Regions from separate parts of the Homo sapiens genome. Here regions 2 and 3 are each linked to region 1. A link is an interaction called in ENCODE POLR2A ChIA-PET data of the cell type or tissue named here. Cell type or tissue: MCF 10A. All regions are shown on one strand. Each heading gives the region's core, and the rest is flanking DNA. Links, peaks and the distances in the headings are about the cores only. Region 1 has its middle 8.0 kb from the start of CHRNE. Region 2 holds the start of INCA1 (inhibitor of CDK, cyclin A1 interacting protein 1). Region 3 overlaps MINK1 (misshapen like kinase 1).

The links. ChIA-PET counts read pairs that join two places held together with the same protein. Peaks named below come from ENCODE experiments on the same cell type or tissue, not always from the same donor. Only the 100,000 strongest peaks of a DNase experiment are listed, where the experiment ranks them.
Region 2: POLR2A ChIA-PET joins it to region 1 with 12 read pairs; 14 of 35 experiments call an interaction of 5 or more read pairs at or near these places.
Region 3: POLR2A ChIA-PET joins it to region 1 with 10 read pairs; 4 of 35 experiments call an interaction of 5 or more read pairs at or near these places.

Annotation. Positions count from the first base shown.
Region 1 is chr17:4,905,615-4,916,644 of GRCh38, forward strand. It overlaps a transcript of CHRNE not described here and a transcript of C17orf107 not described here. Among named protein-coding and RNA genes, the nearest start is that of CHRNE, 8.0 kb to the left of the region's middle. RefSeq lists enhancers at 2,235-3,061, 3,062-3,887, 3,501-3,670, 3,888-4,714. In MCF 10A, for the core only: a CTCF peak has its summit at 3,663 (motif pointing right); a DNase peak (open chromatin) is centred at 3,667.
Region 2 is chr17:4,993,617-5,001,616 of GRCh38, forward strand. It overlaps INCA1 (inhibitor of CDK, cyclin A1 interacting protein 1), which reads right to left and starts at 3,906. Exons shown (of 7, transcript NM_001394789.1): 1 at 3,880-3,906; 2 at 778-859. The coding sequence starts at 821. It overlaps KIF1C (kinesin family member 1C), which reads left to right and starts at 4,334. Exons shown (of 23, transcript NM_006612.6): 1 at 4,334-4,540; 2 at 6,234-6,354; 3 at 6,604-6,736; 4 at 7,156-7,232; 5 at 7,606-7,785. The coding sequence starts at 6,631. RefSeq lists silencers at 3,647-3,736, 3,777-4,646, 4,697-4,796 and enhancers at 6,039-6,650, 6,651-7,261. In MCF 10A, for the core only: no CTCF peak of the experiment used is centred there; DNase peaks (open chromatin) are centred at 3,975 and 4,255.
Region 3 is chr17:4,843,712-4,854,741 of GRCh38, forward strand. The region is part of intron 1 of MINK1 (misshapen like kinase 1); the gene reads left to right. Among named protein-coding and RNA genes, the nearest start is that of MINK1, 16 kb to the left of the region's middle. RefSeq lists enhancers at 5,239-5,954, 5,955-6,668, 10,135-11,030. In MCF 10A, for the core only: no CTCF peak of the experiment used is centred there; DNase peaks (open chromatin) are centred at 5,540, 6,800 and 8,940.

The sequences.
Region 1 (11,030 bases), core at 21-8,020:
CTTTGGGAGGCCAAGGCAGGTGGACCACCTGAGGTCAAGAGTTCGAGACCAGTCTGGCCAACATGGTGAAACCCCATCTCTACTAAAAACACAAAAATTAGCTGGGTGTGGTGGCTGGCACCTGTAATCCCAGCTACTCGGGAGGCTGAGGCAGGAGAATCACTTGAACCTGGGAGACGGAGGTTGCAGTGAGCCGAGATCGTGCCACTGCACTCCAGCCCGGGTGACAGAGTGAGACTCCATCTCAAAAAACAAAAAAATGAAGTTTCTCCTAGGTTTCCTGTAGTCTTGCACATGGACTGGAACTTACTAGACCAGTGTCAGAGGCCAAGGCAGCTCCAGAGCCTGTCTCCTGATCTGTCTCTGCCGCTCTGTCCGCTCTCTGCTCCTCTCACTTCGTCAGCACTGCCCATTCCCCCTACTTTGCATGTCCCCTTTCTACTGTGTAGTTTCTGCTTTCTCGTCACCTGTGCATCATTTCACCATGGTCTTAGCCCCAGACCAACTTCTTGGCTTCTCTCTGCAGAGGCAGCACTTTTGTTCCCGTTGCTACTGCCTGATGCTCTGAGGGCTTGGGGTGCCAACACTGAAGAAGGATCATGGGGTTGGCCTAAGACTGCCTTGTTTAGGATGGATAGTGGGTGTGGCAGGCCCTGACACCACATGTCTGGTAATTCACCCTCTAGCAACCCAGCCCACTTCTCCTATATGTTTAGCTCCCAAAACGGCCTGCCAGGATGCCATTCTCACTGCTAGAGCTGAAATATATACAAATATATGAAATATACATAAATTAATACAGTTAATATAAATTCACTCTATCCTCCCCAGCAGGATTCAAACTTGAAATCTTGCTTCAAAAAGTGATTATGAGAAAAAAAATCTAATAATCTGATCAAAAAGAGGGCAGAAGATTTGAATAGACGCTTCTCAAAATAAGACACACAAATGCCAAACAGGTATAAGAAAACGTGCTCAGCATCATTGGTCATCACTGGGAGGCTGAGGTAGGAGAATTGCTTGAGCCTGGGAGTTCAAGACCAGCCTGGGCAATATAGTGAGACCTCATCTGTAAATAAATAAATAAAATTTTAAAAAACAGATGAATGGTGAGCCAAGATCATGCCACTGCATCCTAGCCTGGGAAACAAGAGAGAAAACTGTTTAAAAAAAAAAGAAAAAAGAAAAACACAGATGAATGGATAAAGCAAATGTGGTACATATACACAATGGAGCACCATTCACCCATAAAAAAGGATGAGATCCTGTCATTTGCAACAACATGAATGGAACTGGAGATCATTATGTTAGGTGAAATAAGCCAGGCACAGAAAGACAATCATTGCATGTTCTCACTTATTTGTGGGAGTTAAAAATCAAAACAATTGACCTCATGGACATAGAGAGTAGAAGGATGGTTACCAGAGGCTGGGAAGGGTAGTGGGCAGGTAGGTGGATGGTGGGGATGGTTAATGGGTACAAAAAAAATAGAATAAGACCTACTATTTGATAGCACAACAGAGTGACTGTAGTCAATAATAATTTCATTGTACATGTTAAAAAAAACTTAAGAGTGTAATTGCATGGTTGGTAACTTAAAGGATAAATGATTGGGGGAATTAAAAAAAAAAGTGATTATGGCAAGGGTCCTTCAAGAAAACACTCCGGGCCGGGCGCGGGGGCTCACGCCTGTAATCCCTGCACTTCGGGAGGCCGAGGCGGGCGGATCACGAGGTCAGGAGATCAAGACCATCCTGGCTAGCATGGTGAAACCCCGTGTCTACTAAAAATTAAAAAAAAAAAATTAGCCGGGCATGGTGGCGGGCGCCTGTAGTCCCAGCTACTCGGGAGGCTGAGGCAGGAGAATGGCGTGAACCCGGGAGGCGGAGCTTGCAGTGAGCCAAGATCACGCCACTGCACTCCAGCCTGGTGACAGAGCAAGACTCAGTCTCAAAAAAAAAAAAAAAAAAAAAAAACACTCTCAGCCCAGAGTCCAGTGTCCCCTGCTCTAAGTAGTTTCACTCAGGTCTGATTTCCATCCATTCTCCAAATGATGGGCTAAATCCTCAACTTAAGCACCACAACTACATCATGTATAAACAATACATCACACACACACCCCACAACATAGAAAATGCAATAGTGGGCTGGGTGAGGTGGCTCGTGCCTGTAATCCCAGCACTTTGGGCAGCCAAGGCAGGTGGATCACTTGAGATCAGGAGTTCAAGACCAGCCTGACCCACATGGTGAAACCCTGTCTCTACTAAAAATAGAAAACTTAGTCGGGCACGGTGGCTCACACCAGTAATCCCAGCACTTTGGGAGGCCGAGGCGGGCGGATCACGAGGTCAGTAGTTTGGGACCAGCCTGATCAACATGGTGAAACCCCGTCTCTACTAAAGATACAAAAAATTAGCCAGGGGATTACACCTGTAATCCCAGCTACTCGGGAGGCTGAGGCAGGAGAATCCCCTTGAACCAGGCAGTCAGAGGTTGCGGTGAGCCTAGATCGTGCCATTGCACTCCAGCCTGGTGACAGAGTGAGACTCTGTCTCAAAATAATAATAATAATAAAATGCAATAGTTAACAAAACTACATTTGAGCCAACAACCTGCATAGGAGAGGTGCGGGTTACAGTGAGTAGAAATCCTCATTCCTGGAAGGCTGCAGTGGCCATGGGCCTCACACATAGACCGCATTCACCTGAGAGCCAGGGGCTGGAGCTGCAACTTGTGAGTGACCAGTGCATCCCAGGGGCTTGCCTTGCTCCTCATGCTGGAGGAGTTTCCGGAAGGGGCTCTTGCCACTTCCCACATCACAGCAGTGCGTTCCTGCCAGTGCTGGGAGCAAAGCTCAGCCACCGTTCCTGCCAGCGCTGGGAGCAACGCTCAGCCACCGTCTTTGTCTAGGTTTGGTTTGCTCACAGTGAGGACTGCCTCGGGGGCTGAGACTTCCTGCCGAGTTAGTGGAGTCAGGCACAGGCCTGCTAGCCAGGGCTGATGGTTCGTATTTTCATAATGAAAATTCCCCAGAACCTGAATGGGCTGCCTGACAATTCCCCTACACACACAGACACACAGACACACAGACACACACACACACACACACAGAGACACACACATACACAGATACACAGACACACACACAGACACACAGAGACACAGACACAAAGACACACACACACACAGACACAGACACACAAACACACACAGAAACACAGACACACACACAGCCACACACACAGCCACGGACACACACACACACACACATTCACAGACACACGCAGATACACACAGACACACGCAGACACAGACACATAGACACGCAAACACAGACACACACACACACCCAGACACACACACACACACCCAGACACACACACACACACACAGACCCAGATACACACATACACACAGACACAGGCATGGACCCACACACACACACAGACACACACACAGACACACACACCCCGGGATGCTTTGACTTCCAAGTAAGACCCAAAAGAACTAGCTCAACAGGAAGCCACTCCCGTCGCCTGCCGGCTTCTGGCTAGCAGCGCAGAACAGCTGCAGCTGACTCCAGCGGCCAGGCTGCCAGGCCGCGGCCTCTCTGCCTTCAGTGCCCTCACAGCACAAATATCCCCAGGCTGGCCAGAGGAGGGCCCCCTCTCCACTCCACACAAAGACCTGCTCTTGATTTGTGGACAGAAGTAGGTTCAGCTGAACCAGAGCAGGGAGGTGTAGTAGACCCGGATTTCTATTTTCTTTTTTTCGAGACGGAGTCTCCCTCTCTGGCCAGGCTGGAATGCAGTGGCGCAATCTCAGCTCACTGCAACCTCCCGCGTTCAAGCGATTACCCTGCCTCAGCCTCCCGAGTAGCTGGGACTACAGGCCGCACCACCACACCCAGCTAATTTTTGTATATTTAGTACAGACGGGGTTTCACCATGTTGGCCAGGCTGGTCTCGAACTCCTAACCTCAGGCGACCCACCCGCCTCGGCCTCCCAAAGTGCTGGAATTACAGGCACGAGCCCGTATGAGGGAAATACATGAAGTCACGGGTGCTTTATCTTCCAGCACCTTCCCTTCTTCTGAGAACTGTCCGTCTCCAATCCTGTGGGCCCAGAGGATCTGCCTGGAACGGAGACAGCCCACCCCTGGCCAGAGTGGACTGGTCTCAGGAGGACACCTGACCCAAGCCAGGCCAAAGAAAGTCCCTTCCCTGGGAATGTTCTCAAACAAAACACAGGAAAGCAGTCTGTCTCTGCTGCCACAAGCTATGAAACCTGGATGCATGGGCTGCCATGTTCATTCCTCGTTTTTTACGTGTGTAAGAGAGAATGCAGCTGAGACGCAGACGAGCAGAGACAAGAATGCGCCTCAGCGTTCCCGCCCCGCCCCAGGAATACCTGAGGCCCAGCAGAGCTGCTACAGGCTGGCTGCCCACAAGTCCTTTGATGGAATGAGGAAACTCAGCCTCTTTCCAATATATCTCCCTTTTCTTGGCTTAATATATGAGGATTTTCAGGGAGGGCAGGGTGGCTCACGCCTGTAATTCCAGCACTTTGGGAGGCCGAGGTGGGCGGATCACGAGGTCAGGAGATGGAGACCATCCTGGCTAACACAGTGAAACCCCGTCTCTACTAAAAATACAACAAATTAGCCGGACGTGGTGGCGGGCACCTGTAGTCCCAGCTACTCGGGAGGCTGAGGCAGGAGAATGGCGTGAACCCGGGAGGCGGAGCTTGCAGTGAGCCGAGATCACGCCACTGCACTCCAGCCTGGGCGACAGAGCGAGACTCTGTCTCAGGAAAAAAAAAAAAAAAAAATTAGTCCGGTTGGTGGCATGCACCTGTAGTCCCAGTTACTCAGGAGGCTGAAGTGGAAATGGGGGAGAATCAATTGAACCTGGGAGGCAGAAGTTGCAGTGAGTGGTGATCCTACCATTGCACCCTCCAGCCTGGGTGACAGAGTGAGACTCTGTCTCAAAAAACAAAAAAAAACAAAAAAAAAAAAACCAAAGAATTTTCAGGTCAGGGGTGGTGGTTCCAACCTGTAATCCCAGCACTTTGTGAGGTCAAGGTGGGAGGATTGCTTGAGGCCAGGAGTTCAAGACTAGCTTGGGCAACATGGCGAAACCCTATCTCTACAGAAATAAAAACAAAAAGAAAAAGAAAAGTAAAGCGTTCCACTTGAGGCCAGGTGCGGTGGTTTACGCCTGTAATCCCAGCACTTTAGGAGGCTGAGGCGGGCGGATCACCTGAGGTAGGGAGTTTGAGACCAGAAAAAAAAGAAAAAGAAAAAAAAACTGAAGCCAAGAAAGTCATAGACCAAACAAGAATTAATGAACTAATTAGTATCTCAGAGGAAAGAAGGCCTTCCTTCCTTTCCCTAGAGCCCAAATCAGAGACCATAAAGAAAAAGAAAAAATACATCAACTTCTGTAGGGCAAAAACTATGAAACGAAAGGCAAGCAAACAACAAACTGGGAGAAAATGTCTGTAACCAGTGACATCTCTGCTGTATTTATGAAGCCCTCACAGAAAGCCATGAAGAGCTGACAAAACCTGGGCACCGTGGGGAAACGGTGAGAAACCCCGGGAGAGAGGAAGATCTGGACTTGGAGGAGAACAGCACACCAGAGCAGAAGGGGGCTGGTGCCTAGGAAAGAGATGAACAAAAATGGTAAAAACTCCAAAGTGATTTCAAAGAGGGATAAAAATGTGGAGGGTGGGGGAGGGGGAGATGGAGAGAAAGAGGAGAGGGAGGCCACCAGGGCGGCCCCAGGGCCAGGGCTAAGCACTCACCCTCCCCAGGAGGCAATCTCTCCACAAACTTGGGTAAAGAAGAGAAAACAAAAGTCCTTGCAACTTACCAGTACAGGAAGGAGAGTCCATACCGTTCATCTTGTTAGAAAAGATCTCAGCCAGGCGCGGTGGCTCACGCCTGTAATCCCAGCACTTTGGGAGGTCGAGACGGGCGGGTCACCTGAGGTCAGGAATTCAAGACCAGCCTGGCCAACATGGAGAAACCCCATCTCTACTAAAAATACAAAATTAGCCGGGTGTGGTGGTGCGTGCCTGTAATCCCAGCTACTCAGGAGGCTGAGGCAGGAGAATTGCTTAAACCTGGGAGGTGGAGGTTGCAGCGATCCCAGATTGCGCCACTGCACTCCATCCTGGGCAACAGAGTGAGCCTCTGCTGCAATAAAAAAAATAAAACAAATAAAAAATAAAAACAGAAAAGAAAAGATCTCGAATCTGCTTCTCACTTCAGCGCAGAGGCAGAAGACGAGAATGAATCGAGAAGGAGAATCCCCATATCAGCAAAGAATGGATGCTGCGTTCACGGGCAGTTTCCACCACATTGTGGGCTTGCCTTCAGAAAGAGAGAAGGTGGTGGCAGAGATGATGCCGCTGCAGAAGCCAGAAGAGGGTCCAGCTGATGTTCAAAGTTCAGGAGGAAAGGATTCAATATCAGAGAAAAACTACTAAGAACTCCCAGTACCTAAACAGTTTGATGAGGTGGGAATCCCAAACAGAAAGGAGGCAAGAAGTAATTACAGCTGGGCACGGTAGCTCACACCTGTAATCCCAGCACTTTGGGAGGCCAAGGTGGGCGGATCACCTGGGGTCAGGAGTTCGAGACCAGCCTGGGCAACATGGTGAAACCCCATCTCTACTAAAAATACAAAAATTAGCTGGGTGTGATGGCACGTGCCTGTAATCCCAGCTACTTAGGAGGCTGAGGCAGGAGAATATCTTGAACCCAGGAGACAGAGGTTGCAGTGAGCCAAGATCGTGCCGGTGCACTCCAGCCTGGTGACAGAGCAAGACTCCGTCTCAAAAAAAAAAAAAAAAAAAAAAAAACAGCAAGTACACCTGTCACCCAGATTGGAGCACAGTGGTGCAGTCTTGGCTCATTGCAGCCTCGACCTGCTGAGCTCAATGATCCTCCTGCCTCAGCCTCCTGAATAGCTGGGATCACAGGCGCACACCACCATACTTGGCTAATTTTTTAACTTTTTCATCAAGACAGGGTCTCGCTATGCTATGTTGTCCACGCTGGTCCCAAACTCCTGAGGTCAAATGATCCTCCTGCCTTGGCCTCCTGAGTAGCATCAACTGCAGCCTCACTTCACCATGGCTGGCTTGACTTTTAATGCTCCTACTACCAATACTTATTTATACTATTAATACTAAAAGTAAATAGAAGTCCATTTTTATTTATTTAATTTTTAATTTTTTTTTTTTTTGAGACAGAGTCTCTGTTGCCCAGGCTGGAATGCAGTGACGTGATCACAGCTCACTGAAACCTCCACTTCCCAGGTTCAAGCAATTCCCCTGTCTCAGCCTCCCAAATAGCTGGGACTACAGGTGCGCGCCACCATACCCTGCTAATTTTTTGTATTTTAGTAGAGATGGGGTTTCACCATGTTGGCCAGGATGGTCTTGATCTTCTTACCTCGTGATCCACCGGTCTCGGCCTCCCAAAGTGCTGGGATTACAGGCGTGAGCCACTGCGCCCAGCTGGAAGTCTATTTTTATTTTTATTTATTATTATTATTATTATTTTTGAGACAGAGTTTCACTCTTGTTGCCCAGGCTGGAGTGCAATGGTGCAGTCTCGGCTCACTGCCTCCTGGGTTCAAGTGATTCTCCTGCCTCAGCCTCCCGAGTAGCTGGGATTACAGGCATATGCTACCATGCCCAGCTAATTTTGTATTTTTAGTAGAGACAGGGTTTCTTCATGTTGGTCAGGCTGATCTCAAATTCCTGACCTCAGCTGATCCACCCGCCTCGGCCTCCTGGGATTACAAGCATGAGCCACCGCACCTGGCCCGGGAAGTCTATATTTAAAAAGAAAGTGGTATCTGAGTTAGGTGGCTGTCATCTGTAATCCCAGCATTTTGGGAGGTCAAGGCTGAAGGATAGGTTGAGCTCAGGAGTTCTGGACCAGCCTGGAACATAGTGAGACACCCCCCAATCTCTACAAAAAAAAAATTCTTAATTCTAATGTTCAAACGTTGTTTTAGGCTGGGCGCAGTGGCCTGTAATCCCAACACTTTGGGAGGCTGAGGCAGGCATATCACTTGAGGTCAGGAGTTCAAGACCAGCCTAGCCAACATGGTGAAACCCCATCTCTACTAAAAATACAAAAATTAGCTGGGCATGGTGGCAGGTGTCTGTAATCCCAGTTACTCAGGAGGCTGAGGCAGGAGAATCGCTTGAAGCCAGGAGGTGGAGGTTGCTGTGAGCCAAGATCATGCCACTGAACTTTAGCCTGGGCGACAAAACAAGACTGTCTCAAAAAAAAAAAAAAAGAAAGACATCAGAGGACGCTTATAAAAGTGAGACATGAGACAGAGAGAAAAGCCCAAGGAGGTTCCTTATTTAATGTTTTCAATCTTCTCCCAATGCATGGAGCAGCTCCTGCCTCTTAGAACATGGGCCATGCTTCTGAGTGCCTGCTGTTCCAAAGTCTGCCATCCAGAGGGACAGACAGACATTAAAACAAAGTAGCAGAACAGCTTTGGCAAGGTGCCCTAGGAATTTATAATACAGTAACTAATCCAGTCTAGAAAGCTCAAAATACACTTTCTCTCCTGGAATTGACCCAGAGCTAAAGCCACCAATTGACCAAATGCCTGCTAACAGTGCCCATGTTTAAAGTCCAAGATCCCCCAGGTGACAGATTAATTAGTGACTCTCTCATGCAAACCTTGGATAGAAACATTCTACTTCAACTATCCAGGCTCCTTATCGGACTCAGGATCCTTATCGGACTCAGGATCACTTCCACGGAAACCCACTTTTGATTCCAACTTTTGTTTTGTTTTAGGTGGACTCTTTTGGTTACAAAGAAAAAGGAATAAACTTAAATCACTTATTTATGTATACATTTATTTATTTATTTTTGAGACAGGGTCTCACAGAGTTGCCAAGGCTGCAGTGCCACCATTACAGCTCACCACAGCCTTGACCTCCCAGGCTGAAGTGATCCTCCCACCTCAGCCTCCGGAGTAGCTGAGACTACAGGTCCACACTATCACACCCAGCTAATTTTTAAATTTCTTTGTAGAGCCGGGGTCTCACTGTGTTGCCCAGGCTGGTCTTAAACTCCTGGACTCAAGCAATCCTCCTACCTCAGCCTCCCAAAGTACTGGAATTACAGCCATGAGCCATCGCCCCTGGCTTTTAAATCACTTTTTATTTTTTGCATTTATTTATTTATTTATTTTTGAGATGGGGTCTTGCTCTGTCACCCAGGCTGGAGTGCAGTTGCACGATCTCAGCTCACTGCAATCTCTGCCTCCTGGGTTCAAGCAATTCTCCTGCTTCAGCCTCCGGAGTAGGTGAGACTACAGGCATGTGCCACTATGACCGGCTAATTTTTGCATTTTTAGTAGAGATGGGGTTTCACTATGTTGGCCAGGCTGGTCTCGAACTCCTGACCTCAGGTGATCCACCCACCTCGGCCTCCCAAAGTGCTAGATTACAGATGTAAGCCACCGTGCCAGGCCTAATTTTTGTATTTTTATTTATTTAGACAGAGTCTCGCTCCATCACCCAGGCTGGAGTGCAAGTGGCGAGATCTCTGCTCACTGCAACCCCTGCCTCCCAGGTTCAAGGGGTTCTTGTGCCTCAGCCTCCTGAGCATAGCTGGGATTACAGACATGCACCACCACACCAGGCTAATTTTTAAAAATATTTTTCAGTAGAGACAGGGTTTTGCTGTGTTACCCAGACTCGTCTTGAACTCCTGTCCTCAAGTGATCCACCCGCCTCCGCTTCCCAAAGTGCTGGGATTACAGGAGTGAGCCACTGCACCCAGCCTATTTTTGTTGTTGTTGCTTCTCGGAGAACAGAGCTAACCCATAGACAATGTGCTCAGAGTCAGCTAAATCACTTTTTTTTTAAAGGAAAGTTTTTCTGTCATCATGACAGGAATTAATTCCAGCAAGAATTATCAGTGGATAGCCAGGCACGGCGGCTCACATCTGTAATCCCAGCACTTTGGGAGGCCGAGGCAGGCGGATCACGAGGTCAGGAGTTCGAGACCAGCCTGGCCAACATGGTGAAACCCCGTCTCTACTAAAAATACAAAAATTAGCTGGATGTGGTGGCGCGTGCCTGTAATTCCAGCTACTCAGTAGGCTGAGGCAGGAGAACTGCTTGAACCGGGACCAGGGAGGCAGAGGTTGTGGTGAGCCACGATCAACGATCACGCCATTGCACTCCAGCCTAGGCAACAAGAGTGAAACTCTGTCTCAAAAAAAAAAAAAATTATCAGTGGATGCTGCAGGATATAGGCCAGAGATTGAGAAGGAACAAGATATTTACATAGTATCAAAGTATCTCTCCACGAAAGTGCTCCTTAGTTACAAAGTAAAAAAACAGAATCTCCACAGTGGAGAAACATGGCGGATGCCACCTTAACCAAAGGATCAAAGTTAACATCCCCATTAAGGGTGAAATTGATATAATGTGTTTCCTGATAGGACCCACCAAGAAAGATCGCTGGTGTAATATTCCTGCCAGAAAAACATAACCCAAATACAACCTTGTGGAAACATCTGACAAATTGAGGGAAACTCTACATAATTACTGGACTATAATTTTCAAAAATGTCAAATTTATGAAAAATAAAGACAGGTTAAGGAACTAAAGCAAATTAAAGTGATATGGCCCTGGATTGGATTCTGGACAGGAAAGAAAAAAAGCAAAAAACAACAACCGTCAAGGACATTTTAGGACAATTGGCTAAATGGGATTATGGACTGTAGATTGGATGTGAGTATTGTATCAATGTTATATTTCCTAAAATTAATAACTGCACTGTAGTATATAAGGAAATGTCTTTGTTTTAGGAAACACATACTGAAATATTTAGTGGTAAAGAAACATAATGTCTTCAGCTTGTTCTCAAATGGTTCCAGAAAAAAACACTCAAGAGGGAGAAAGACAATATGATCAAGCAAATGAGACAAAATGTTAACACATGGTGAATCTGGGAAGAGGGCATGCAG
Region 2 (8,000 bases), core at 1-8,000, 88 kb after region 1:
CGCCACCACACCCGGCTAATTTTTTTGTATTTTTAGTAGACACGAGTTTCACTTTGTTAGCCAGGATGGTCTTGATCTCCTGACCTCGTGATCCACCCACCTCGGCCTCCCAAAGTGCTGGGATTACAGGTGTGAGCCACCGTGCCTGGCCTTTTTTTTTTTTTTTTTTTTTTGAGATGGAGTCTTGTTCTGTCGCCCAGGCTGGAGTGCAGTGGCACAATCTTGGCTCACTGCAACCCCTGCCTCCTGGGTTCAAGCAATTCTCATGCCTCAGCCTCCCAAGTAGCTGGGATTACAGGCGAGCACCACCATGCCTGGCTAATTTTTGTATTTCTAGTAGAGATGGGGTTTTGTCATGTTGGCCAGGCTGGTCTCGAACTCCTGATCTCAGGTGATCCGCCTGCCTCGGCCTCCCAAAGTGCTGGGATTACAGGAGTGAGCCACCACACCTGGCCCACTGTTTTATGTTTTAAATAGTACCCATCATTAGCTGAAATTGTATTTGTTTGCACATTCTGTGTTCCCCTCTCTAGAATGTAAGCTCTACAAGAGCAGGACCCCTATCCTGCTAGTTGCTGAATCCCCAGTGCCTAATACAGTCCCTGGAACATTGTAGTGTTCAAACTATTTGTTGAATAAATTAATGAATCATCAATCCCCTGAGACCAGGCATTGCATTTCCCGTTCTTTATTTCCTAATCCTCTTAGGGAAGGACCCAGGCATGCAATATCCCCTCCATCCCATCCCCATGCTCCCCACCCAGTGGGAGGACTCACTTGGCAAAGGGGATGAGGTTGACTCCATCATCCTGCACCTGCATGACTGGACGGGGCTGGGTAGTTAGTCTCCTTTTTGGTGCTGGGAGGATAATGGAAAAGAAGTCATTCATTCGGGCTGGATGTGGTGGCTCACGCCTGTAATCCCAGTACTTTTGGAGGCCAAGGCGGGCGGATCATGAGGTCAGGAGTTCAAGACCAGCCTGGCCAATATAGTGAAACCCCATCTCTGCTAAAAATACAAACATTAGTCGGGTGTGGTGGCGCGCGCCTATAGTCCCAGCTACCCAGAAAGCTGAGGCAGAAGAATCGCTTGAACCTGGGAGGCGGAGGTTGCAGTGAGCCGAGATCGCGCCACTGCACTCCAGCCTGGGGGACAGAGCAAGACTCTGTCTCAAAAAAAAAAAAAAAAAAAAAAAAGGCATTCATTCATATAATGTCTGTAGGGATGAGGCCAGTAGCAGATCTAGAGAATGGAAAAAGAATGTATGGATGCTGAAAAAAGAGAGAGCTTAAAAGGTATTTGTAGCGGCTGGGCGCAGTGGCTTATGCCTGTAATCCCAGCCCTTTGGGAGGCCGAGGCAGGCAGATCACCTGAGGTTGGGAGTTCGAGACCAGTCTGACCAACATGGAGAAACCCCGTCTCTACTAAAAATACAAAATTAGCTGGGCATGGTGGCGCATGCCTGTAATCCCAGCTACTCCGGAGGCTGAGGCAGAAGAATCACTTGAACCAGGGAGTAGGAAGTTGCAGTGAGCTGAAATTGCACCACTGCACTCCAGACTGGCAACAGAGCAAGACTCTGTCTCAAAAAAAAAAAAAAGGTATTTGTAGTGCTGGACTGTTAATTGAACATTTAGGTTGAAGATAGTGAGCACAGGAAAAGTGGATGTGGTAAAAAGATAAAGGAGAAAGCAAATCTTCTGAAGCTAAATGTGCAGAATAAGTGAAATTTACAGATGGCAGTTAAGCGACAACTGGCAATATGGGACAATGAAATTGAAAAATGATGACAGTGGAGACTGGGTGGGGTGGAGGCATTTGGGGGTAAGAGAAGTGACAGAATTGAGGGTTCTCAATGAATCAACTATGAGTGGTTAGTGAAAGTTAATTGTGTGGGCCGGGTGCAGTGGCTCACACCTGTAATCCCAGCACTTTGCGGGGCTGGGGCAAGAGAATTGCCTGAGCTCAGGAGTTGGAGACCAGCCTGGGCAATACAGAGAGACGTCATCTCTATTTAAAAAAAAAAAGTTGGCTGGGTGTGGTGGCTCACGCCTGTAATCCCAGCACTTTGGGAGGCTGAGGCGGGTGGATCACCTGAGGTCGGGAGTTCGAGACCAGTCTGACCAACATGGAGAAACCCTGTCTCTACTAAAAAATACAAAAATTAGCCGGGCATGGTGGCACATGCCTGTAATCCCAGCTACTCAGGAGGCTGAGGCAGGAGAATTGCTTGAACCAGGGAGGCAGAGGTTGCGGTGAGTTGAGATCGCGCCATTGCACTCCAGTCTGTGCAACAAGAGTGAAACTCTGTCTCTAACAAAATAAAAAAAGAAATTAAAAAAAGTTAAGTGTGGACATAATGGTCAACTGGTGACAGGGAAGGAGGGGGCAGTTGGGAATGCCTGTGGATAGGGAGGTCAGTTGCATATAGGGACAGCCAAAGATGACCTGAAGGCCAGTTGGGGTGGGGAGAAAGGGCAGTTAAGGCTGGGCACACTGGCTCACGCCTGTAATCCCAGCAATTTGGGAGGCGGAAGTGGGTGGATTGCTCGAGCCCAGGAGTTTGAGACCAGCCTGGGCAACATGGCGAAACCCCCTCTTTACCAAAATACGAAAAAGTTTAGCCAGGTGTGGTGGTGTGCGCTTGTACCCGGAAGGCTGAGGTGGGAGTGTCATCTGAGCCCGGGAGGTCAAGGCTGCAGTGAGGTAAGATCGCACCACTGCACTGCACTCCAGCCTAGGCGTCAGAGTGAGACCCTGTTTCTAAGAAGAAAAAAAAAAAAGCCAGGCGCGGTGGCTCAAGACTGTAATCCCAGCACTTTGGGAGGCTGAGGTGGGCGGATCACTTGAGGTCAGGAGTTCGAGACCAGCCTGGCCAACACAGCGAAACCCAGTCTCTACTAAAAATACAAAAATTAGCCGGGTGTGGTGGCAGGCATCTGTAATCCCAGCTATTCGGGAGGCTGAGGCAGGAGAATCGCTTGAACCCAGGAGGCGGAGGTTGCCGTGAGCCGAGGTCAGCCTGGGCAACAGAGCAAGACTCCGTCTCAAAAAAAAAAAAAAAAAAAAAAAAAGAATACTAGATAAGTTAGGAGAGAGTGCACATAGGCTCCCGAAGGACAGAAGCAGCCAGCTGGAACTGTAGAGGTGAACTAGTATTTATCCAAGGGAACTAGGGATGGGCTGGGAAAGCAGGTGAGGTCAAAAGCGGAGAGAAGTATACCGTGCGGAAGCGGCAGATGGGGCTAGTTGGAGTTGGGCTGAAAGGGCCTAAAGTGGGGTCTAAAGGGGATGTCCTGACTCGGAGGGGGGTCAGCAGAACGCGAGGGAGCAGCGGGAGCTGCGGGGCATTCGGGCCTCAGATAGTTGGGTCCAAGCGGGTGACCTAGATCCAAGGGCAGGATGGAGCTGAAGGAAGCCAGGAAGGATCCTCCACAGTTGACTTCGGGGTAGCCACGGCCTGCGCCTGCGAGGGTGGATGAGGACCCGAGGGTCCGGCTGGGGCTGAGGGGCTGCCTGGAGCCCCGCTGGAGGGAAGCGCCGGGCCGGAGGGCGCGGCCTGCGCCTGAAAGGGCGACGGGGACCCTCGACAGGTGGACCGGGCGTGGCCGGACCTTCCGGGCAGCCCCGCCCGAGGGCACGACTGGGGGCTGCTTCCCTCGAGAGGGGCCCTGAGGTGGTGGGCCCAGGCTGAAGGGCAGGCTGGGGCCTGAGGGACGCCCCGGGTCTGAGAGGGCAGCTCCGGCCTTAGGCGGCACCCGGGCCTGAAGGGGTTGTTTGGGCCTCAGGCGGCGTCCAGGGCGGCCGAACTTGAGGGCCAGGCGGGGACAGAGCGCCCGAGTAGCCGCGCCACGGCCGGCCGCATTTGGCCCCAGCACCTGAAGCAGCTGCGCGGCGAATTCTAGAACTCGGCGGGGCGGGGAGGAGAGAGACGGCGATTCGAGCCGCGGGAGGAGCCGGCGGGCGGTGCTCGTCTGAGGGCGGGGCCTGAGCGGAGCCACCTTCTGGGCGGGCCTCGGCAGGAGGCTCCGCCCCCTGGACGCGCCTCCAACGGCGGCGACGGGAACTGGGCCGGGGCCTGGGTGCCCCCGCGGGTCAGCCCCCGACGTTTCCCTGTTCTTCAGGCGTCTGCAACCCTCCTGGGTTGCGGCGTCTGCTCGCCCTTCTGCGTCCGCAGCTCGGTCCCCACGTTCCCGCTCGCTGGGCCCCACAGGCCAGGAGCGTTGCCCCTTTAACAAGAGTAGCCCGGGTCGCTCCCGGCTCCTTCCCGGGACCGCGCGTACCCGCCCCTCCGCGCGCGCTCGCGCGTCCCCCGCCCCTCGCTCCCGCCCCAGCTCGCGCTGCCCGGGCGGGCGCCGGCCGCTGGCGCCGCTACTGCTGCCGCCCCCGGGGCGCGAGTCCGCCGCCCGCCGCCCGGGCACCCGGCGAGGGGCGGGGGCAGCTCCGAACCGGCCCCAGATCCTTCCCGCTTCCGCCTCACGCTTCCCGGAAAGCTTGTCCCTCTCCGCCGAGCTGCTCCGGGAGCCCCGCCGCGCCGAGGTGAGGGCTGGGGAAGGGGGAGGGAAGGGACGCCCGCGGAGGAATGTGCCGGGTTGGGGGGCGGGGAGCCGGGGTCCGGCGGCGCGATCTAGGCTCAAGAGTCGGGATCATGTGCTGTTTGTTCCGCGGAGGCGCAGAGAGGTGCCAGGCCCGGGCGGCCGCCGGCTGGCTGGACAGGAGGACGGGTCCGCATGGCCGCCCTGAGAGGCCGGGCGGGGACCTGTGTGAGAACCGCCGGGTGGGCAAGGTGCAGGTGGCCCAAGACCCCCTTTCGGGCCGGTCGGCCCCACCCCAGCCGCCCAGTATCCTCCTTGTACCCCACGGCTCCTTCACAGCTGCACCGGCCGACCCCTGTCCCTACCTCTATTCCCTTACCCCGCTGGCCCCCAGCCGTGCCACCCCATCCCTGTCCCATTAGCTGCAGCAACGGCGTCACCATCGCTTGTCCCCACCAGTGTCCTTCCCTCCCCTGGTCAGGGTCTAGGGGGTCAGGGCTGTTCTTCCTGAGCCAGCTTCTGTGATTCCAGCTACTCCCTTCCTGTCCTGGGACAGACCAGCCCCTCACCCTCCCATGCTCTGCCCAGGAAGACTGGTGAGGGGAGGCCCAGCGTGACAGGAGTTTGGGGTCCACTGGGGCCACAGGAGGGGGCTCCGCATCCCTTATCCTTCGTGGTCCTCCTCCCTGTTGTCCGTGGGCGTGGGCTGCTCAGCCTCTCCTCCCAGGGTGTGGGCACCCGATCACCCACATTCCTGGGCTCCAGCCTGGCACCTTCCCCAGGGCAGTGGACGCCATAGCACTAGCCCCAGGTTGGGGCTGGCACCAGCCAGCCGGCTTCCTTTTCTTTCTCCCTTTTAGGGAGGCCCCAGGGACCCTCTACCCTCAAACACAGGTATTTCTGGGCGCCCCAAGGGTGGAGCCCTGAGGGTTGGTCTGATGGCTACAGGATGACCCCACCCTCCCCTGCTCATTGTCCCGGATCCTGAGGAGGAAGTGCTGGGGGCTGGGCAAGGGGCTTAGAGCCCACACAGCTGGCCCTGTGGATCCCAGTCCTGGGCCCTACCTACAGTCCTTGGACTTTGCCCATCTGCACTACTGGCCTGGTGCATGGAGGTTGTGGGCCTCAGGTGGAAACTAGATTCTCCCTTGCCGACACTGTGGGGGAATTTGAGGACAGGTTTTGCATTTGCAGTTTCCTCTCTGGTCTCTCTTCTGGGCTCCCAGTTTGTGCTTTGGCGCCGGAGTTCCCCACCCTGTCTCTTTAACACCGTGTGTTTGCTGTGCTGTGTCTCTTCCTCCTTTCCTCTCCCATTCTTTCCTTCATAGCATGACCTCAGGCTTGCCTTTTGTCTTATTTCTCTAATTTTCTTGGTGTCTGTGACTCTCTGCCCCTCCTCTCTCTCTTCCCACCCCCCTCACGTCTCTGCCCATGTGCCCCTCTCTCTGAATTGCCCTCTGTCCAGCCTCTTTCTCTCTCTGTCCTCTATCTGAACGTTCAGTACATTTGCGAGTGACAAGGAATAAAAATATCACCGTCCCTGCCCTTGGATTCACATTGCATTCAGCCACTCTAGAGGGGCAGCTGTCCGTACTTTTCCTGCTATTCCCCCCGTAACCTTGGCCCTCCAACCTGGGAACCCCAGACGGGTCTCTGGAACCACAGGTGCCTTCTAACAACTCTTCCCCCGCAATCAGGGTATCTCCCAGAGCCCCAGCTGGTGTGGCCAGGCCCCAGGAGTAGGATGGGGCTCCCCCTACGAGGGCCGGTGGCAGCCAGAACTGATACAGCCCCCCTGGTCTGGGGCCAGGACGCCAGGTAACTGGGGGAGACCGCCCAGGTTCCTGCAAGCTGGAATATGGCTGGGGAGAGAGGCAGAAATACCTTTGGGAGTCTCTCAAGACAGTGACATTTGGGAGGAAAGCCAAGGGAATAAGAGCTGGGTCCTTGAGAGGCTGGGTGGCTCTGGGGGAGATGTGAAGAGACTGGTTCCGGGAAGAAGCTGGGAGGCAATGTCTGGGTCCCTGCAGTGGTTCTGACCCCACCACTCCTTTCTCTGTCCTCCAGCTGAGGAGGGCAGGAGTGTCTGGAGCTATGGCTGGTGCCTCGGTGAAAGTGGCAGTGAGGGTTCGGCCCTTTAACGCCCGTGAGACCAGCCAGGATGCCAAGTGTGTGGTCAGCATGCAGGGCAACACCACCTGTGAGTGAGTCCCCGGGGCCTGGCTGGGCACAGGCAGGGAAGGCCGGGCCCACCACACAGGCCAGTCCCGCTGGGCCAAACTAAGAGGAGGGTAATGCTGGGCACAGAGCAGGTGCTAGTCGTAAGGGCGGGGGCTGGGGCAGGCTGGCCTTTCCCGTGTTCCCAGTCCCTGGGAGGGGGAATGTTGGCCTGGAGCCCTCCATTGCCCAATCCAGGGAGGCAGCTCAGTGGGGGCGGGTCCTAGGAAGCCAAAATTAGCTTTGGTGGCTGGAGGGGGTGGGGAATGTTAAAGGGGAGAGAAGAGTCAGGACAGTGGTGAGGAGTGGGATGCTTGGATTCCAGGGGCTGGTTGGGGTATGGGCAGGGACTGGGAATACCTGACCTTGACTTTCCTTCCTTTACCCTCTCCTGCCCCTCAGCCATCATCAATCCTAAACAGAGCAAGGATGCCCCCAAAAGCTTCACCTTTGACTACTCCTACTGGTCACACACTTCGGTGGGTTGTTGGGCTGGGGGAAGAGCAAGGCAGTGAGAGACAGAGGATTTAGGTCCTGGGGAGGGGACATGTTAAGAAATAGGACCCCCAGGGGATTAGTCAGGGTGAATTGGGAGGATGATCCTGGGTGGGGGTGGTAGGACCCTTAGGCTGTGATTGAGGCCTCGACAGGAAGGCGGAATCCCTTGGGGTAATTAGGACTAGCAGGGGCTGGATAGGATCCTTGGGGTGGTAAGGACAATGATGAGGGTGGGAGGGCACACAGGACATTTGGGGAATCGTCAGTGATGGAAGCAAGACTCTTGGGACAGAGACACAAAGGATAAAGACATCCAGGGTTACTCTGTTTTTCTCTGCCCCCACTTTCTCCTAGACGGAGGACCCCCAGTTTGCATCTCAGCAGCAAGTGTATCGGGACATTGGAGAAGAGATGCTGCTCCACGCCTTTGAAGGCTACAACGTGTGCATCTTTGCCTATGGGCAGACCGGGGCTGGGAAATCCTATACCATGATGGGGCGACAGGAGCCAGGGCAGCAGGGCATCGTGCCCCAGGTACGCCTAGGACCTGGTGGGGCAGCCAGGGCAGGAGCATCTTTAGCTGCCCTCTGAGGAAGGAAGGACTAGGGTCGGAGGATTATGGAACAGAGACCTGGCTCTGAGGCCATTGGTGATGGGAGATAGAGGTTGACTGCAAGCTGGACAACCCTCTGGGGTGGGAGGGTCTTCGCCCCTATCAGAGGCAACGAGCCTCAGTGAGTAGAGCAGGG
Region 3 (11,030 bases), core at 1,881-9,880, 60 kb before region 1:
TTTGAGGTGGACAATATTATCCTCATTTGCAAGATGAAGAAACCAAAGCTTACAGAAATTAACTTGGAAGTTAAGTAACTTGCCTGAGGTTGGACAGCCAGTAAGCAGCAGAGCCCACATTCAGACTCAAGTCTGACTCCAAAACCTGGGCTGCCATGCTGTTGGAGGGAGACCTGCTCCCACGTGGCGGTGGGTATTTGGGGGTGGGCACTGAGGGGAGGACAGGAGGGCAGTGTGTAGCTGGCACTCTAGACTACATGCAACTGGTATTGTTTTCTGCCTGTTTTTTGGTTTCTTTTTGCTTTTTTTGAGATGAACTCTTGCTCTGTTGCCCAGGCTGAAGTACAGTGGTGCGATCTAGGCTCACTGCAACCTCCACCTCCCAGGTTCAAGATCCTCCTGTCTCAGCCTCCCGAGTAGCTGGGATTACAGGTGCGCACCACCACACCTGGCTAATTTTTGTATTTTTAGTAGAGACAGGGTTTCACCATGTTGGTCAGGCTGGTCTCGAACTCCTGACCTCAGGTGATCCACCCACCTCGGCCTCCCAAAGTGCTGGGATTACAAATGTGAGCCACCGTGCCCGGCCTGCCTGTTTTAATTGTAAATGTGTGATATTTCTGTGACTTATGGTAAACAGGCTTTGTGGGCTTACTGAGGACTAAAACATTATCCATAACGTTTCTTGGTAAAGTTTTTGGAGACTTTTGGAATATGGCCTGTTTCATGGGCTGGAGACAGTCTGTATGAGAGATAGTTACTGCCCTCCAGGAGCACTTGGCCTCTAGATCTGTGTCTTAATAGAGGACACCTTTTATTCGTATACCTGGGTCTTTTTGAGGTGGGGAGAGTGAGTGACCTCAGCCTGAGCTGAACAGGTGGTGGGTTGGCACTGGGGAGCACATGTTGGGAATACAGAGCTCCACGGGGCTCGTACCCAGAACTAATAGAGATTTCTAAATGTAGGGCCGCTGGGTAGATCACTGTGATGATGAAGAGGACATGCAGAAGACTTCAGAATATTTGGTCTGCAGGAAAGATAGTCGAATAATTCAAAAGAAAGCCTCTTCAGAGGGAGGAGAGGAAGGCTGTCTCATTTCCCCCCACCCTTTAAAAATGTGTTGTTGTTGTTTTTTAATGTGATTAAGTATATGTAAGACTTACCATTATAACCATTTTTCAGCGTACACTTCTGTGGCATTAAGTGCATTCACATTGTTGTGCAACTGTAACCACTATCCATCTCCAGAACTTCTTCATCCTCCCCAAATGAAGCTCTGTACCCATTAAACACTGACTCTCTGAACCCTCCACCTTCCAGCCCCTGGCACCCACCATTCTGCATCTCATTGTCTTTTGTGTGTGCAGAGTTGAGCAGAGGGTCTGACCGAGCAGATGTTTAATATTTGTTGAGTCCGCCTAGGTGCATGTCTCAGAAGTCCATGTATCATCAGCCAACCCAGAACACAACCCCCCTCCCAGCTCTAATGCAAGATGACAGGCTTCTGAAAGGGATTTTAAATGAAATGGCTGTCTGGAATCACAAGAGGATTGGGCAGCAGCAAGAGAAGTTAAGGGTTTCTGTTCCGTATTCAGTTCCTTTTGCCACCCCCCAGCCATGACTTGCGTTCTGGTTCTGCTATGCTCATGTTCGTCATCTTGCTTGTTTTCAGCCTCTTACTTCATCTCATCCTGGGGGTCTGATGGGTAGGTGCTAGAGGAAGTTGGAAATAAGGTCGTTTAGGGGATGAAGATCATAGAATGTAACAGCATTTCTGTATTAGTATGTGAGGGGTACATGTGTTAAAGGGCGGTCAACCCTCCTGGACCTCCAGGCCTCGACAGTTGAGAGCCAGGTCAGGCTCTGTATTCCTCTAGTGTTCATACTCCTGGACAGACCCAAAGCATGACCTGGAATTGAGTTGGATTTTTTTTTTTTTTTGACAGAGAGTCTTGCTCTGTCACCCAGGCTGGAGTGCGGTGGCACAATCTTGGCTCAACTGCAGCCTCCACCCCTGGGTTCAAGCGATTCTCCTGCCTCAGCCTCCCAAGCATAATAGCTGGGACTACAGGCATGCGTCACCACGCCCAGCTAATTTTTGTATTTTTAGTAGAGATGGAGGTTTTACTGTGGTGGCCAGGCTGGTCTCAAACTCCTGACCTCAAGTGATCCACCTGCCTTGGCCTCCCAAAGTGCTGAGATTGCAGGCGTGAGCCACCGCATGTGGCTGAGTTGGATATTTTAGAACACAGATGAATGCAATGGCCTCCCTGGCCTCCTCACTTTCCCTCATCCTTGCTATTTACAGTTTCTCATTGACCTTCATGGGGAAGGAGGAAAAAGGGAGGGAGTGACACACTTATTCTCCAGGTGGCCCAGGAAGAGAGGAGGGCAGGAGAGCCCCCTGTCTTAGAGGTCAAAATACAGGCCTCTAGCTGGTAGGCTGGGGTGGTATCTTAGGGTACACTGTTGTGGGCTGTGCCCTTACATTACCAGGCAGAAGCCTGCAGTGCAAAAGACCTCTGCGTTTCCTCACAATAGTGTCAGATTGGAAGGATCAAGGGAAGACTCAAGGACTCATGAGGTCTTTTTTCTCTGTCTCCTTGTACAACCTTAGAGGAAGCTGCATGTATTTGATGACACCTTCCAGGAACTGCCCAATACCGAATGGCCCTTCTCACCACAATTCCTCTTACTGCAGTCTAAAGCGTACTTTTTTCTTAGGCTGAGCCAGGTCTGAATGGCAGTCAGTTGTTTTCCTTGGACTGAGTCTCAGTCTACCCCACCCTAATGTTCAAAGTTTGAATGAAGGAATGTTCCAATTGATGACTCCTAGAGACACTAACATCCTTAGGTGTTATCCTACAGTCTGCCTGGATGTTGTTCCCATCACCATCGCCAATACAAGTAATAAGTGATTGAAGTGTTTGTGTTTAAAGCAGAGCCTCTATGGGCCATCTTATTATGACTTTTTTTGAGACAGGGTCGTGCTCTGTTGACCAGGCTGGAGTGCAGCGGCATGATCATAACTTGCTGTAGCCTTGAACTCCTGGCCTCAAGTGATCCTCCCACCTCTGCCCCCCAAAGTGCTAGGATGACAAGTGTGAGCCACAGGCTCGGCCCCATCTTACATTTCAGAAGGTGCCAGCAGTCGGCCAAGGCCTCAGAGCTAGTGAGAGCTGACTTCCCATACTCATGCCTCATGACTCTGCCGCATTGCCCAGTCCCCACCAGAAACAGAGATCTCGTGTGAGATTGGTCAGTGTGGAGTCCAAAGTGTAGTCTTTGCAGCTTAGTTGTGTTTCACAAGTTAACAATGAACATACCTGCTACTGCCCGGATCTCCTGTCCTGGCCTCATAACCTCCTCAGGTGGCCCAAATTGCCTATCTCTAAAGAGCTGTCAGTGGGAGGCCTGCTAACACAACGGGCTGTTTGACTTTGCCTTTGAGGCAATGTGATCCATGGAGTGAACATGGCATGAGGAGCCGGGTGACCTGGTTCTAGTTTTGGTTCCAGTTCATTCATTCATTCATTCATTCATTCATTCATTCAGATGGAGTCTCGCTCAGGCTGGAATGCAGTGGCGCAGTCTCAGCTCACTGCATCCTCTGCCTCCTCGGTTCAATCAATTCTCCTGCCTCAGCCTCTAGCGTAGCTGAGATTACAGGCTCCCACCACCACACCTGACTAGGTGAGCTGATGCTGGTTTGAATCCAAGTCTGTCTCCAAAGCCTATGCAGTTGCAGGGAGTGTTTCCCGAGGACTGTAGGATGATAGGATTCCCTAAGATCCCTTCAGGCCCAGGAGTCCTTATTTCTTCCTAAAAATTTTTGAGTGCCTACTATGAGACAGAGCCAGCCCCCTGTCATAGAGGTCAAAATATGCTTTATTTGTTCTCACACTGACTTAAACATATGAATATATTAAATGTGTAATTTACAGTGTTCTATATATAAGGAAAAGTGCATGTATGAGGTGGTGACTGTGTGTTAAGCTGGGAGGAGCTGACAGAAACGGGGGGTGCCAGTGGCCAGGGCGGGTGGTGTCTCAGAGCTGGTCTCGGAAACATCAGTTCCTACTGTGTAGAGAGATCTCAGGTTGGGCGCAGTGTTGGAGTGTGGGTATGGAGCCCAGCATCCATGGGAAGGACACAAAAAATAAAGGGAAGTTTCAGAAAAAGGTCTGGGCCCAGTACAGTGGCTCATGCTTGTACTCCCAGCACTTTGGGAGGCAGAGGTGGGTGGAGTGCTTGAGCTCAGTAGCTTGAGACCAGCCTGGGCAACATAGAGACCTCATCTCTGTTTAAAAGAGGAGAGATGGGGGAGAGAGAGGAAGAAGGAGGGAGGGAGGACGGGAGGGACTCTGAAGGACTATTTGATTTGAAATATGACCTTCAGAATATGTACACTCCAGAGACGGTTTCCTGAGTCTGCTAGTGCTGAGGAGGAAGAGCAGTCAGAACCAAATGGGGATTGACTTGTGAAGACAGGGAATTGTTCCTTAGGGACAGAGAGGAACCTGGAATGGGGGACCTTCCCCATCGCTCCCTGCAACTGCACAGACCTTGGAGACAGACTTGATTCAAACCCCAGTTCTGTCACTTACTACGTGTTCTTTGGCAAGTAACTCATACCCCTATGCCTCAGTGTTTGGGGGTATTTTTTGAGACGGAGTCTCACTCTATCGCCCAGGCTGGAGTGCAGTGGCGTGATCTCGGCTCACTGCAAACTCCGCCTGCCAGGTTCATGCCATTCTCCTGCCTCAGCCTCCCAAGTAGCTGGGACTACAGGCACCTGCCACCACACCTGGCTAATTTTTTGTATTTTTAGTAGAGACGGGGTTTCACCGTGTTAGCCAGGATGGTCTCCATCTCCTGACCTCGTGATCCGCCTGCCTCGGCCTCCCAAAGTGCTGGGATTACAGGCGTGAGCCACCGCGCCTGGCCTCGTTTTTGTATTTTTTAGTAGAGATGGGGTTTTGCCATGTTGGCTAGGCTTGTCTTGAGCTCCTGACCTCAGGTGATCCGTCTGCCTCAGCCTCCCAAAGTGCTGGGATTACAGGCCTAAGCCACCGCGAACCTGGCCCCTGTGCCTCAGTTTTGTCCTTTGTAAAATGAAGGTAACAAGACTCACCTAATAGGGATGTTGAGAGGATTAAATAAAAGGGATGTAAAGTGCTTAGTCTGGTAAATGCTCATTAGACAGGTGGTAGCTGCCCAACATCTCTTATTGCACAAAGTTCCCAGAAAGCGTGTCTCCTGGGGTTCTTTAACATTCCTCTCCCCCTGACTTAGTATTTTGTTTAAGAAAGAGAAAACCACCCAGTCTATTGATTTTAAGGTAAATGGCTGAGAGTGAGTCAGTGAGCCCCAGGTGTAGACCTGGAATTCTGTGGGCTTGGCTTCCCTTTCCCAGTCCTAGAGCCTCCTACCATCTCCTGAAAGTCTTCCAGCGTCACTGCAAGGAAGAGTAACTTCAAAATCTTCTATCTGAACACGAAACTCCTGTTTGTCCTGACTCAGGAATTCCGGCAATCACTGGGCAGTCACTCTGGCCCTGCGTGCTGTTTTCTGTAAAAGCTCTGGACCCACCCAGAGAAAGCATTCAGCCTGAGGGGAAAACCTATGCCTCACCCTTGGGGACACACAGCTTTGTTGGGATGTGAGAGACAAGACATTGGCACAGAAATGTATAAAGAGCTTTATTGAAAGGCACAGATTGAAGGCTGGGCGGCTCAGGATGCTGGGCTCCTTACTCTGCCTTGCCTGGAGATTTGAGATTCCTGCCTTGAGCCTTTGTGTGCTCCCCACCCCTGCTCCTCCCTTGGCTAACTCTTGCCTGTCCCTGTGGTCTCAGCGTGTTTTGTTTGTTTGTTTGAGATGGAGTTTTGCTCTTGTTGCCCAGGCTGGAGTGCAATGGTGCGATCTTGGCTCATCGCAACCTCCATCTCCTGGTTTAAGCGATTCTCCTGCCTCAGCCTCCCGAGTAGCTGGGATTACAGGCACCCGCCACCATGCCCGGCTAATTTTTTGTATGTTTAGTAGAGGTGGGGTTTCTCCATGTTGGTCAGGCTAGTCTCGAACTCCCGGCCTCAGGTGGTCCGCCCGCCTCGGCCTCCCAAAGCGCTGGGATTACAGGTGTGAGCCACCGCGCCCGGCTGGTCTCAGCTTAAACATCACTTCCTTAGCGAGCCTTTCCTGGCTCCCTTCCCATCTTGACCTCCCTTTAATCTTTCTTTTCTTCTTTTTTTTGAGACACTGTCTCCCTCTGTCATCCAGGCTGTAGTGCAGTGGCGCAAGCGTGGCTCACTGCAGCCTCCTTGAATCGTTCTGATAGCACTCTGTATTTTTTCATCAGAGTCTTTCACAGGTGTTGTGTAATTATGTCTTTAATGTCTGCTTCCTTGATTAGACTGTAAGCTCCATGAAGGAAGAAGGGACCATTTCTGTTTTGTTCAACGCCACGTTGTAGTATCTAGCAATGCCTCTACATAGCTGACACTCAGTGTTTGTTGAATGAATGCATGAGCTGGCTCACCAGGCCATAGATTTGGCATGAAAGGTGTCTGGGAAGGTTTCTTAGGATAAACAGGAGAGACAGGCCTGGTGAAAAGTTGAGTGAACATGTTTGCTCCATCCTGCTGGTCAGGAAGTTCCCCTTCTGTCTCACCTGCGTCTCTTCAGCTGTAATTTATCCTGGGTTGGTCCTTGGTGGGGCCAGAGAATATCTGGTCTCCACCCTTTGGAGAGTAACCCTGTTCTTTCTCAGAGTGTGATTCAGACAGTCCTTCCTCCCCTTCCTGCTGGCCCCCCCCGCCCTCTACCTGTTCTTCCTACAGCTGACTCAGCTTCACACCCTCTCCCTCTCCTTCCAGGATCTCTTTTCCTGTCCCCTTGTCCTTCAGAGCTTTCCTTCCTAAGTTTTCTCTCATGGCCTGTCATTGGTCTTCTGGAATTCGAAATCATATGGGTACAGGTCACAAGTTTTCTTGGTCATGAAGCTTCTCTAGTCTCTTCCTTGGGTTTGTGGACACCTGACTCCCACAGAAGGAGGCTGGCAATAAGATATAATGATCTGTTTGTGCTGCAATTGAAAACCAGCAGCAAGAAGCCTTATTATTATCCAACCCCTCATTACTAGTGTTGTCCTCCTCCGTTAGCTTGGTATCTGCCAGCCTGAACGGGCCTGGCATCTCCTTTCTGCCCCCTCCCACTGCCATGCTGTGCCCTTCCTTGCTCTCTCTGGTGTCTGCTTCCCAGGGACTGGCCCTCCTCCCTGCCCCTGTCAGCCTGCCTCCGAGGCCACAGATCTGGTTTTCCTCCCTTCTGTCTCACCTGCCTTCCTCTCAATTCTACTTTTTATCTTGTTTCTTCTCTCCTGAACTGCCACACTTCACCCTAAATCCCAGTAACGCCAACAGTTTTGGTAAATCACTTTTTGCCACAGTTTTGCCTTGCTTTGTGGGAGCCAGTTTCTTCATAATGACTCTATGCAAATTTGTAGCATTTTATGGATTTTAAAATGTTTCCACATCGGTGAATTCTTGTGAAATGGGCCTGGGTAGATAAGGAAAAGAACCTCCAAGAGGTTAAGTGATTTGCGGATTTGCCTAAATTATACAGAAGAGTCAGAACCAGTGCCCAGGCCTTCTGATTCTTAGTGCAGTAAACACTAAGCACCATCATTCCATTTCACCACACTCCTGTCTTGCTGTTGTCCTCAGCTAAGAAAGCCTACCCCTGAGTTACCCTCTTCCATCTTAGAGCCTTCCTGCTCGCTGTCTGCCCCCCTGCGATGGGGACTTCTTTGGCCCTTCTCACCCAGCCCAGCCTCTGCCCGTTTCCTTCTCCTTTCCACTGCGCTGAGCTCTTTTCTCCTCCGAGAAGCCTTCCCTTCATCTCTCCTGGCCCCATTGTCTCCCGACCTCTTTGGGCCATTATTAGTGTTCCCGTGTGGTTTTTGCCAACCACGTAGGAATTCCCTGCCTTAAGAAAGTCCACTCTCGGGCCGTGCGTGGTGGCTCACGCCTGTAATCCCAGCACTTTAGGAGGCCAAGGTGGGTGGATCACCTGAGGTCAGGAGTTCAAGACCAGCCTGACCAACAAGGTAAACCCTGTCTCTACTAAAAATACAAAAATTAGCCGGGTGTGGTGGCTTGTGCCTGTAATCCCAACTACTTGGGAGGCTGGGACAGGAGAATCACTTGAATCGGGGAGGCAGAGGATGCGGTGAGCTGAGATCACCCCACTGCACTCCAGCCTGGGCAACAGAGTGAGACTCTGTCTCAAAAAAAAAAAAAAAAAAAAAAAAAAAACTAAGAAAGTCCACTCTCTGGTAAAACATTTACCAAGCATATAAATTATGAGGTGCTGATTCATATGACAAAAAGGAGATTCACTTTTAGTAGCTGCTCTAATGCATTCCACTTAAGTGAATATTCAAGGATTATTTTGGAAGGATGGAGATAATCCAAAACTAGTGTGAGAAACTGCTGCATTAAGGAAGGAGGGAGGTTTTTCTAGATAACTGCTGCATTAAGGAAGGAGGGAGGTTTTTCTTTTATTTCTGTATTCATTCATTCCACAGACAGGTATTGAGGGCAGCCCTGACCTCCAAGAACTTAGTCTAGCAGAGGAGACAGATAAGAGAATCAATCACAAAAATGTAATTGGTGTCACGAAAGAGTCAGTACAGGGTATTGTGGGAGGAGAGGATTGTGAGGGGCACTTCCTGGAGGTGACATTGTCTCAGTGGAGGTCGGGAGGCACAGGCACGAGGCATCCAGGTAAAGAGGAGGAGAGTGATGAACAGCATGTGGAGACCCAGGAGTGAGAAGGAACAGAGAGAAAGCCACTAGTTAGTGCAGTGTTCCTGCCCCTCTGCCTCATCCCCACACCAGCAAGAACCAAAAGGCACCAGCATGAGAATTGGCAAGGCTCCAGGTAAACCATAGCTGGGATATTCAGCTGTACAGCAGTCATATGTGAGCCTGAGGAAGAACCTGTTTGGCCCACAGAGGGAGACAGAATCTACTGGGTGGGGGGGGTGTGATTTGTGGGGGAGTGTGGTTGATGGGTGGAGTGTGTTTGGTGGGGGAGTGTGGTTTGTGGGGGAGTGTGGTTGGTGGGGGAGTGTGGTTGGTGGGGGAGTGTGGTTGGTGGGGGAGTGTGATTTGTGGGGGAGTGTGGTTGGTGGGGGAGTGTGGTTGTTGGGGGGAGTGTGGTTGAGGGGGAGTGTGGTTGGTGGGGAGTGTGGTTGGTGGAGGAGTGTGATTGATGGGGGAGTGTGGTTGGTGGGGGGAGTGTGGTTGGTGGGGAGAGTGTGGTTGAGGGGGAGTGTGGTTGGTGGGGGGAGTGTGGTTGATGGGGGGAGTGTGGTTGGTGGGGGAAGTGTGGTTGGGGGAGTGTGGTGGGGGGAGTGTGGTTGGTGGGGGAGTGTGGTTGGTGGGGGAGTGTGGTTGAGGGGGAGTGTGGTTGGTGGGGGGAGTGTGGTTGGTGGGGGGAGTGTGGTTGGTGAGGGAGTGTGGTTGGTGGGAAGAGTGTGGTTGGTGGGGGGAATGTGGTTGGTAGGTAGAGTGGTTGGTGGGGGAGTGTGGTTGGTGGGAAGAGTGTGGTTGGTGGGGGAGTGTGGTTGGTGGGAAGAGTGTGGTTGGGGGGAGTGTGGTTGGTGGGAAGAGTGTGGTTGGGGGAGTGTGGTTGGTGGAGTGTGGTTGAGGGGGAGTGTGGTTGGTGGGGGGAGTGTGGTTGGTGGGAAGAGTGTGGTTGGTGGGGGAGTGTGGTTGTTGCTGTGTGCCATCGGAAGGCTATGCAAGTTTGAGCGCTTGCTTCACCTTGACAAACATTTCACTTGTTAGAGCCCTGGCTTTCTCATCTGTGCTCTGAGCTAGTCATTCCTGCCAAGCTTCCCTGCAGGTTTAAGTGCAGATGCAGTCATGACTGTGAAAGCACCCTGTGAACTGTAAAGTCTGGGCAGTTGGGTGGTGGTAGGAGAGGCAGCAACTGTGAGAGGATGAACTTGATTCTGCTGATCTCGGACGGAAACTGATTCTTGGGAGAGAGACAGAATCAAACGGCTCTGACATTTGAAAAGCCATGGCCTCGCTTACCTACAGTGAGACTTGAGAAGAAGTGCTGGGGAGGTAAAGGCTGAGATACCACCTCCGCTGCCTGAAAGACTTTGCAAGATACTCCAGCTGGGGATAGGAGATGGCTAGAATGACCTCCAACTATCTTCACACCCGAGGCTGGGGCTGCCCTTCCAGGCCTGCAGTTCTGTATTTTCCCTTAGAAGGTTCTGGAGGCAGACGGAACCTCAGAAGCAAACGGTTTATTTTTTAGGTTTTTCAGTTTATTTTTAAATTTCTGACTGTGATGGTGTTTATTTTTTCCTTTTCCCTTTCCCCACTTCCCCGGCTCAGCATCAGAAAGGGACCATCTGTCCGTTGCCTTGCTGTGGCCATTTTAGAACCAGCGCAAGGCTGCTTGAATCTGGTCCCCTCTTCTCCCTCACTCCCTCCCCCACCACCTGGCTTTCTCTACTCTGCACTGCCTGCTTTCATCCAGCTCCCTCCAGGTGTCAGCTGCCACCTCTTATAGGCCTCCATCTGTGAAGACCTCCAGGCTGAGTCCAGCCACCAGACCAGGGCCCCTGTCTGAGGCAGCCAGATCTGTGGGGAACCTAGACATGGAGGCAGCAAAATTACCCTTTGAGAGGAGGAGGGGAATAAATTCCAGTCTCCTTGCTCCAGGCAGGGCCCCTCTGCTCTGACTGGTTTCTGATGAGAATGGTATGTGTATTCATGTATGTGTCATGTCCTGACTTGTTTCTGCCTCTGCATGTACCTGCAAGTCAGTGTGTGTGTGCATGCGTGTGTCTCACACATCCCTCTGGCATAGAGATCCATGAGTGATTTATAAACTGCCTTTCCTCCCATCACATAAATATTTTTCCTGGTTTCTTCGCCTTCCTTCTACTTCTAGAACTGGCCTGATTTCCTCCCCTCCAGTGCTTCATTCCCATAAAAACACT